Linked DNA regions of Homo sapiens: region 2 is linked to region 1. A link is an interaction called in ENCODE POLR2A ChIA-PET data of the cell type or tissue named here. Cell type or tissue: PC-3. All regions are shown on one strand.

Evidence for each region. ChIA-PET counts read pairs that join two places held together with the same protein. Peaks named below come from ENCODE experiments on the same cell type or tissue, not always from the same donor. Only the 100,000 strongest peaks of a DNase experiment are listed, where the experiment ranks them.
Region 2: POLR2A ChIA-PET joins it to region 1 with 17 read pairs; 2 of 35 experiments call an interaction of 5 or more read pairs at or near these places.

Annotation. Positions count from the first base shown.
Region 1 is chr1:77,436,797-77,441,796 of GRCh38, reverse strand. All of the region lies in intron 8 of AK5 (adenylate kinase 5), which reads right to left. It overlaps LOC124904202 (a long non-coding RNA gene), which reads left to right and starts at 4,193. Exons shown (of 2, transcript XR_007066178.1): 1 at 4,193-4,377. In PC-3, no CTCF peak of the experiment used is centred here; no DNase peak of the experiment used is centred here; H3K4me3 peaks cover 730 bases.
Region 2 is chr1:77,664,815-77,669,814 of GRCh38, reverse strand. All of the region lies in intron 1 of ZZZ3 (zinc finger ZZ-type containing 3), which reads left to right. Among named protein-coding and RNA genes, the nearest start is that of ZZZ3, 15 kb to the left of the region's middle. In PC-3, no CTCF peak of the experiment used is centred here; no DNase peak of the experiment used is centred here.

The sequences.
Region 1 (5,000 bases):
ACTCTGGGCACCTGCCTCTGTGACCAGTGCCACTGCAATTGCTTCTAGGCTGTGTCAGACCTGACATCAAGAAGGATCCTCTCAGCTAAGTGTCCCCATTGTGGGGAAAATAAGAATAGGAAGACCCCGGAAGCCCTTGCCACTGAGGATATTAACAATAAACACTGCCACTACAGCTACCACAAAGTCCTACAGCCTAAACCACTGAGGTGCCTACAGTTATTACTGATGTTCAACACAGCCAGAGAAGCTGCAGAGAGACTATAAAATGGCACCTACTTGGAAACAGAGTCACCACATCTTTCCCAACGAGCACACCAGGACCCAACTGTAGATGAGTCTTTTTCTATGAAAGCCACTCTAGAAAGTTTGGAAGAGGTGATTGTTCCACTAAATGCACAGACATGAATGCAGGGACACATAAAACATAAAAGAGCATGGAAGTTTAATATCACTAAAGGAACATAACTCTCTAGTAAGAGACCCCAATAAAAAGTAAATCAATGAATTGATGGAAAAGGAATTAAAAAATAATTATCTTAAGGAAACTCAATGATGTACTAGAAAATACAGATGGACAATTCAATAAAATCAAGAAAACAATTCATGATATGAATGAGAAGTACAACAGAGATATCATTTAAAAAACCAAACAGAAATCCCGCAGCTAAAGAATTCAATTAATGAAATAAAAAATGCAATAGAGAGCTGAAAAAGCAGACTTTATCAAGCAGAACAAAGAACCTCTGGCTGAGCACGGTGGCTCACGCCTGTAATCTCAGCACTTTGGGAGGCCAAGGCAGGTGAATTACCTGAGGTCAGGAGTTGGAGACCAGCCTGGCCAACATGGCGAAACCCCGTCTCTACTAAAAATACAAAAATTAGCTGGGCATGGTGGGCTCCTGTAATCCCAGCTTCTTGGGAGGCTGAGGCAGAAGAATAGCTTAAACCTGGGAGGTGGAGGTTGCAGTGAGCTGAGATTGCATGCCATTGCACTCCAGCCTGGGTGACAGAGTGAGACTGTCTCAAAAAACAAAACAACAAAAAAAAAAAGAGCCTCTGAACTTGAATATAGGCCATTATAAATTATACAGTTAGAGAAAAAAAAAGAATGAAAAAGACAAAAGACTGAAGACAGCCTACAAGACTTATGGGACACCATTAAGTGAACAAATATTTTTATTCTGGAAGTTGGAAGTTTCAGAAAGAGAAGATGTTGTAAAGGGTGTAAAAAAGCCTATTTAATGATGTAATAGCTAGAAACTTCCCAAGTCTGAGGGGATATATGGACATTCAAATCCAGGAAGCTCAAAAGTCCCCAAACAGATTCAACCCAAAAAGTCCTCTCCAAAGTACACTATAGTCAAATTATCAAAAATCAAAGGCAAAGAGAGAATTTTAAAAACAGTAAGAGAAAAGCATAGAGCTACTTATAAGGGAATCCCTATTAGAGGAACAGCAGATTTCTCAGGAGAAACCTTATAGGCCAGAAGAAAATGAGATGACATATTCAAAGAATGGCAAAAAATTGTCAGTCAAGAATAGCATATCCAACAAAACTACCCTTCAGAAATGAGGGAGAAATAAAGTCTTTCCCAGACAACCAAAAACTGAGAAAATTTGAAAGCACTAGACTGGCTTCACAAGAAATGCTCAAGGGAGCCCTACACCTGGAAGCAAAAAGATCATCATCATCATTACGAAAAAACATGAAAGTATAAAACTCACTGGTGGAATAGATACACCAAAGAGAAAGAAAAGAATCAAAGCTTATCACTACAAAAAACCCACCAAACTGCAATAACAATAAATAAGAAAGCAAGAACAAAGGATATACAAAACCCCAGAAAGCAGTATGCTGAAGAGATATAGCACTTCCAAGTTTATTGCAGCACTGTTTACAATAACAAAGATATGGAATCAACCTGAGTGTCCATCAATGGATGAATGAATAAGGAAAATGAGATATACATACATACATATATATGTATGTATATACATATACATGTATACATACATATATATGTATATACATACATATTCTTTTTTATGGCCAAATTTTATATAAATACTGTCATTTGCAGCAATATGGATGGAACTGGAGGACATTATGTTAAGTGAAATAAGCCAGGCACAAAAAGATAAATATCACAGTTCTGACTCATATGCAAGGGCTAAAAAAGTAAATATCATGGAGGCAGAGAGTTAAATGTTGGTTACCAGAGGCTAGGAAGAGTGATGAGGGAGAGGAGGTGAAGAGAGGTTGGTTAATGGGTATAAAAATGCAGTTAGATAAAAAGAATAATTTCTAGTTTTTGATAGCAAAGTAGGGTGACTATAGTTAATAATTCATTGTGTATTTCAAAATGGCTAGATTTGTAATGTTCCCAATGTAAAGAAATGATAAATGTTTGAGGTGATAGATATCCTAATTACCTGATCATTACACATTGTATGCGTGCACCAAAATATCACCTGTTCCCCATATGTACAATATGTATCAATAAAAATTATGTAATCTTCCTCATTTTTCCTTTAGAAAATGTTCGCTTCCTTTGCCTCCCTAAATATGCACATAGATTACTACAGCAAATGTATTCCCATGGCAATGTACATTCCCAAATAAATATTATTTTCTTTCAGAGAGTCTCTCTCTCTCTTATTTAGGATTATATAAATGGTGTCAGAAGTGAGATCTAAGTCAGCTCACCTTAGATAGATTATCAGCCCCTGAAATGGAGAGCAGTATCACCTGAGCCCTTTGTGCTCTTCGTTTCTACGAGTCGCCTTTTTGGTCCTGGAGAATTTCTTCTCAGATTTTCTGACTCTCTCCCTTTGGTGAGTTTTTTGGACATTATTTGGGATCTGATTTGATTGTAAGGCCACCTTAATAATGGACCTTGCATTCCCCCTGGAATGATAAAAACTTTTGTCTTTTCTGGCAAGCCCTTTCTGGTTTAAGGACAATGTTCTTCTGGTTCGAGTACTCTGGTTTTTATAGAACGTGTACTTTGTTTGTGATGCATGTCTCTTCTGGTGAATTCACTTTTGGTCTGCATGCCTAGTTTGATATTTTGGTTGATTAGCATGCCTGGCTTAACATTTTTGTGAGCACTCTAATTTTGGTTTCATTTTGGTCTGGTTATGCACATCTATAAATAATTTGAATCTTGTACTTTTTTTCTCTTCTTGCTTGCTTTTGAACATCTTCCCAGAGCAAAAATAAACATACAAAGTGGTAGGTGTGAGATGGCCAATTAAAAGCCACTATCTAAAATACCAAACTCCTGACATTCCCTGATAGAATGCATAGATTTCTTTTCTCTCAAGAGATTAATAAGAAACAAAACGAGATTCTCAAACATTAAGGCATGCCAGTTTTTCTGGGACTCCAGCCAGCTACATGGTTTTTCCTCATGCATGTTTTTAAACCAATGGCCATCTTAGGCGTTATTTGAACTCCCCAAGCTTGTTTTTTTTTTTTTTTTTTTTTTTTTTTTTTGTACCAAATATAGGGTTAAAACAAAATGCTGGTATGTAGAGGCTCTCAACTTCTTTTTTTCTCCTTTTTTTCCCCATCTCTGCTTCTCTGAATCTGCTTTTTCACTTGTATTAAAATAACCTAATTTTGCTAGTTTCCAAAGCTACTTACAAGTTTTTTAAAGAGCATTTCAGCCAAAATAACAAAAAAAGAGAGGGCTTTCAAATTACAGTAGTTCCATGACAGCCAACAAGCTATCCAGTACACCTAAGAGTCATCCCTTTTGGAAATGTTAATTTAGTTTTGATTGACTAGCAATTGCTTAGGGTGATTTAACAATTGCTTTAGTTAATTAAAAGCTAGATAGTCTAAGAAGGAAAGAACTAGATTAAGGTTTACAAAAGTTAGGCTCTCAGATCAAACAGGTCGAAATCTTGAGCTCAGGGGAATAATAGAAGGTATCTTTGACATAAAAATTTTGCTTTGTCTGCTGTATGTGAGCCAGGAAAAGCTGAGGGGAAAAAAAAACCCTTTAAATACCTTTTTCTAAAATGCTTTCCTGCCTGCATCGACTAATCAAGTAAATCAGACAAACAAATAAAAAGATAAATTTATTGCCGGAATTCAAGGCCACCGGGGTATTTTGTTTTTCTACACAATTTAGTTGGTGCTATCTAAAATGAAAATGTTTGAATATTTAACCTCTGTACCAGTTTAAAACTTGAAGGAGAAAAAGAGGTTTCTAAAAATCAAACTGCTGTGGAAACTGCTTTACCCAAAGCTTTGGTCCACAGCCTTCATAAGATCACCTATCAGGGCAAATAAAATTTAGCCATGTGAACAGGTCCCATTTTGTCAGAAATATAATTTGGATTCAACTGTCCTTTTATAAACTGGTAAGTTTAAATTACTATGTTTTGCTGTCTCATGATTAACATTTCAAAATGAAAGCTAAAGAATCTGCTTCGATGTATTCATGTTGTCTGTATGTTTTTATGTTGCATGTATGTATTTTTCTACCAAAATATATCAAAGAGCTAATTAATTAATTAATTAAAGGGAAAAATTAAGCACTTCAATCAAGTATGTTATCAAAAACATAATAGCCACCTCAAAGTTTTTAAGTTCACCTGACTTGGGTAAATGTTTGATAAGTAAACTGATTTTAAAATTGTTGATAAAATAAAAACAGAAATGTCTTAAGAATTGTCAGCAAAGATTTGTGCCTGAGTTTACTGGTCAGGCAGTTTTACATTTATCTTTGTTAGATATATTTTAAGGAGTCAGTGTTTGACATGAATGTCATAGAACTATGAATCCATCCTAAAAAGAGAACGATCTTTGTTTATGTAATTCCTTGATAAGTAATACTAATTTAATATTGTTGATTTAATGAAAGCAGCTGTATTTTCTGAGTTATTGGCAAGATACTGAAGTATTTAACTTTATGGTTCTTAGTTGGGTGAGGAATGCTTAATAGTCACAGCCTGTAAAAACGGCTAACAAGGAATTAGCCTGA
Region 2 (5,000 bases), 230 kb before region 1:
AAACCAACCTATAGACTTTAATCTATAAACCTTTTTAAACTTTTAAGAAACGGAGAGGCCGGGGCGCAGTGGCTCACGCCTGTAATAGTAGCTCTTTGGGAGGCTGAAGTGGGTGCATCGCCTGAGGTTGGGAGTTCAAGACCAGCCTGGCCAACATGGACAAACCCCCTCTCTACTAAAAATACAAACATTAGCCAGGTATGGTGGTGGGTGCCTGTAATTCCAGCTACTCTGGAGGCTGTGGCAGGAGAATCGCTTGAACCCAGAGGGGCGGAGGTTGCAGTGAGCTGAGATTGCGCCTGTTCACTCCAGCCTGGGCAACTGAGCGAGACGCCATCTCAAAAAAAAAAAAAAAAAAAACTGAGAAAGAAAGTTTAATGGTATTCTAGCTCTTAATTTCTGTTCATTTAACATCAGTTTAATTTGTTGATAGGATTAAAGTGATGTGAACAGTAGTGTTTAGGGCTAGGAAATGTTCTTTCATTCACTTAATGGACCATTCACAATCTATGTAATGTATGAAGAGGAAATGGGGAGAAGAGAAAGAGAAGATAAGAGAAACTTGATATCTATAGTTCCATGATGATACTGACAACCTCAGAGTTCTTGTCTGTGGTGGTTATTTGGATTCTGGAAAACTACTGTGTGTTTCTGTTGTCTTGATCTGAATGCCTCTCAAGAATGACACTTTCTTTTAAGAGCTTTATCTCTACAAGCTATGTGTTTTAAGAACTCTGGGGATGAATAATCACACAGTGTGCTGACTTAGGATATCGTTGTGCATAAGGCTGTTTTTTTTTTTTTGTAACACAAAAATATCTGAAGAATATGTTTGGCATAGTTTGATACAGTTTTTGGTTTTGATTAATTAAATAATTCACTAATAATAAAGATCAGAGCTTCTGATAAATTCTTGTTTTTGCTGGTAGTTTAATCTCCTAAAAGTTGAAGAGAATTGCTGATATGAAATTGATTCTTACCAACAAGGAAGAACACTTAGATATAGAATTAACCATTATCGAACATCTGTTTTGGGCAAATGGACTGTGTTTATAGTCACTTTTTTGTGGTGTGGTAAAAAGAACATGGACTTGGAATCAGATAGACTTTGATTTAAATCCTGGCTCTAGCACTGAGAGCACTGTAACTTTTTTTTTTTTTTTTTTTGAGACAGGGTCTTGCTCTGTCACGCAGGCTGGAATGCAGTGGTGCGATCATATGAGCTCTATAATTTTAAGCAAGTTACTTATTTCTAAGCTTTGTTTTCCTTATTATAAATAGATATGGTACTTTCTACTTATATAGAGAGTATATAATGTACTTGATATAAAATAGATGCTCAGTAAGTGCTCTTTGTTATTGATGTGGAAACAGAGGCTCAGAGAAGTTTGTCACACAGCTAGTAACTGACAAATATCTGACTCCAAAGCCCATGCTTTTCCATGCCTCCCAGCTAGAAATTGAAATGATGGGAATCAAAAGACAGTGATCATTCTATGCTGTCTTGGAGTTTACCTTAGGTAGCAATTCCCAGAAAAGCAGGTTTCAGAAAGTTCAGAAAAGAAACTGGTAATGACCACAGATAGTTTAAGCAATCAATACTGATAGGCTCTTAAAAATGAAACCTGTTATTTAAATTACAAAAAAAATTCCATTGGGGAAGAAAAACGTGAGTAATCTAAAGAAATTAATATGACTTCCTCATAAGTAAATTTTTTCAAAAGAAAAACATATCAAGGATACCCATTAGCCAGGTGTAGCGGCTCACACCTGTAATCCCAGCACTTTGGGAGGCTGAGGTGGGCAGATCCCCTGAGGTCAGGAGTTCAAGACCAGCCTGACCAACATGGCGAAACCCTGTGTCTCTACTAAAAATACAAAAATTAGCCGGGCGTGGTGGCAGGTGCATGTAATCCCAGCTACTTGGAGGCTGAGGCAGGAGAATCACTTGAACCCAGTAGGTGGAGGTTGCAGTGAACCAATGTCATGCCACTGCACTCCAGTCTGGGCAACAGAGCGAGACTCTCTCTCAAAAAAAAAAAAAAAAAAAAGAATACCCATTTAACTAATGGTATATAAGATTAATTTAAAAAATCATTTGACTTATTGATAGGATTTAAAGTGATGTGAACAGTAGTGTTTAGGGCTAGGAAACATTCTTTCATTCACTTAATAGAGCATTCACAATCTATGTAATGTATGAAGAGGAAATGGGGAGGAAAAAAAGAAGATAATTAGGAATGTAGGTAGGCTAGATAGAGCTGGAATGAGGTAAGGCTTGTAAAAATGCTTAAGGACAATAAAAAGGACTAGTCAATAAAGAAGAAAGAAGGCTTTTGATTAGGGAGATAACATTAAATAATGAGAAATACCCAAATTCTGTTTTACTTTTAAGTGTAGGAGAAGGGTTTTCATACTGCAAGGGAGACGGTTAAAAAAAAGCTGTCTAAAGACAAAGTTTTATTCCTTGGTATGTTACATGATAAAAAGCATCTACTTTCATTAAAGAAATTTAGAGCTCCAATTCCAGTAAAATACTTAGAGCAATGAAGTGTCAGTTTGAGTTTATTGATGTCAGTGGCTGCTTTTGGTTGTAGAGCTGTTCACAGTGTTTGCTTTTCTAAAATAATATTGAGTAATTAAAATCATCAATGTAAAAACTTGTCTTCAGGTTCAACTTATATATTTTCTTATTCTATTAACTAGCACATTGTAAACTAAGAATGCTTTTTCTGAGTGAGAGAAGACTTTGATTAATAGCCTAGTAATTATAATTGAACAGTAAGTCTCCCTTAAAATATCCTTGAGTAAAATGGCATTTATACTTGTTTTATTTTCCTGGAATACTCTTCTCAAATATTTTCATGGCCTGTTCCCTCACTTCTGTGGTTCAAATGTTACCTCAGCTAGAAAGGTTTTCCCTGAGGGAGTTTTTAAGGGACATCATTTACATAGACTTCAATGTGAATGGTGCTCTTTGGTGTGAACCTCATTTTACTACCTAAAATAGTATCTTCTTCCTTCACTTTCCCTGGTTTTTCTTAATAGTAATGATCATACCTGATGTTTATTGTCTCTTCTAAGAATATAATATCCATGAAGGATGGGATTATGTTTTTTCTGCTGCAGTTCTTAGAGCCTGGAATGATGCCTAGTTCATGGGAGATGGTCAGTGAATACTTGCTGAATTTATTTATTTATTTATTGAGCGAGATTTCAACACATGAATGGGGACACACACGTTTAGTCCATATAAGTATTTATATTATTATTATTCTTTGAGATGGAGTCTGGCTCTGTGTCGCCCAGGCTGGAGTGCAGTGGCACGATCTTGGCTCACTGCAACCTCTACCTCCTGGGTTTAAGCGATCTTCCCACCTCTGCTTCCCAAGTAGCTGGAATTACAAGCGTGCACCACCACACCTGGCTAATTTTTGTATTATTAGTAGAGGCAGGGTTTCACTGTGTTGGTGAACAGGCTAGTCTTAAAACTCCTGACCTCAAGTGATCTGTCTGCCTTGGCCTCCCAAAGTGCTGGGATTACAGGCATAAGCCAACGTGCCAGAATGCATGAATTTATACTGTAAAGTGTTGGAACAAGGTTGTGAGCCCTAGGAACATTGCAGTGTGAATATTAGCTATTACCACTGCTACTGCTGCTTAACTTAATTACATTCCGTATATACGTTTGATATACTGTTTTAGTTTTAAGCACTATTCCTTGTGGAGTAAATTTCAACAAGTAGGATTTTCCCAAATACTTTATTTATTTTTGAGATGGAGTCTCGCTGTCTCTCCCAGGCTGGAGTGTACTGGCGCAATCTCGGCTCACGGCACCCTCCGCCTTCTGGGTTCAAGCGATTCTCCTGCCTCAGCCTCTTGAGTAGCGGAGATTACAGGCGTGTGCCACCACGCCTGGCTGATTTTTTTATCTTAGTGGAGACTGGGTTTTGCCATGTTGGCCAGGCTGGTCTTGAACTCTGACGTCAGGTGATCCGCCCGCCTCGGCCTCCCAAAGTGCTGGGATTACAGGTATGAGCCACCACACCTGGCTTCCCAAATACTTTAAAACTTTAAAATTTTATATTTTCTCTAGCTTTATTGAGTTATAATTGGTAAATATAAAAATTTTAAATTTAATGAATGAGACAGTGAATCACAAATTTTCTTAAACATTCCAGTATTCTTATTAACCAAGCTAAATATTCATACACTTTTAAACTTAAAATCATAAGCGTGAAGTCAGTTACTATTTTAAATTTAGAAACTATCATTGTCTATAGGAACTTAAAAATATTTAGGATAGTTTTAAACCACACAGTATTAGTATCATGAGTTTGATATACGTAATTTCAATATTCTAATTAATCATGGACGTTGGGCAGTCACTTACCTTCGGGAACAGTTTTGCTGTCTTCAGCAAGTTGAGATTCCTGTGACATACTTTATGTCCACAGTTCAGTTACCATCTCTTGACAGGCTGTTTATCAGCTTGACATTGGCCTTGGAAGCTGTCTTTGTCTAGGTGGTTTTTCTCATGTCACAGATGGACATAATGAACTGTCAGTAAAAATTGTCTGTATGGTAACAGTGGAACTCTAAGTTGATGTTGGTTTCTTCTGAATTGAAGTTTAAGACCTTTTGTAATTGTTTTGTAATTGCTTTTTAACTCTATTGCCAGATCAAGTTTTGTAAACCTCACCCAGATTATTTCACCACTTGATTGGATTCCAGGAATCCATTTTCTGTCTGGCTGATAGCACAGGTTTTAGATCATTTAAAGACATTAAGGAACTGAGAGGTATTGATAGCTTTTGTTAATTTGTTGTAACAAAAAGTATGCCAGAAGACTAGAAACAGCATAAGGTCTTATTTTTAAAAAGGAAACCAGTAGTTTTGGAGATTGTTTTCCTAGGTATGCCTTGGAGAAGAGGCAGAGAAGTACAGGCTTAGCTCATCAGCATTAAGAACATTTCATTAATAGTGTAAAATAAACTTTC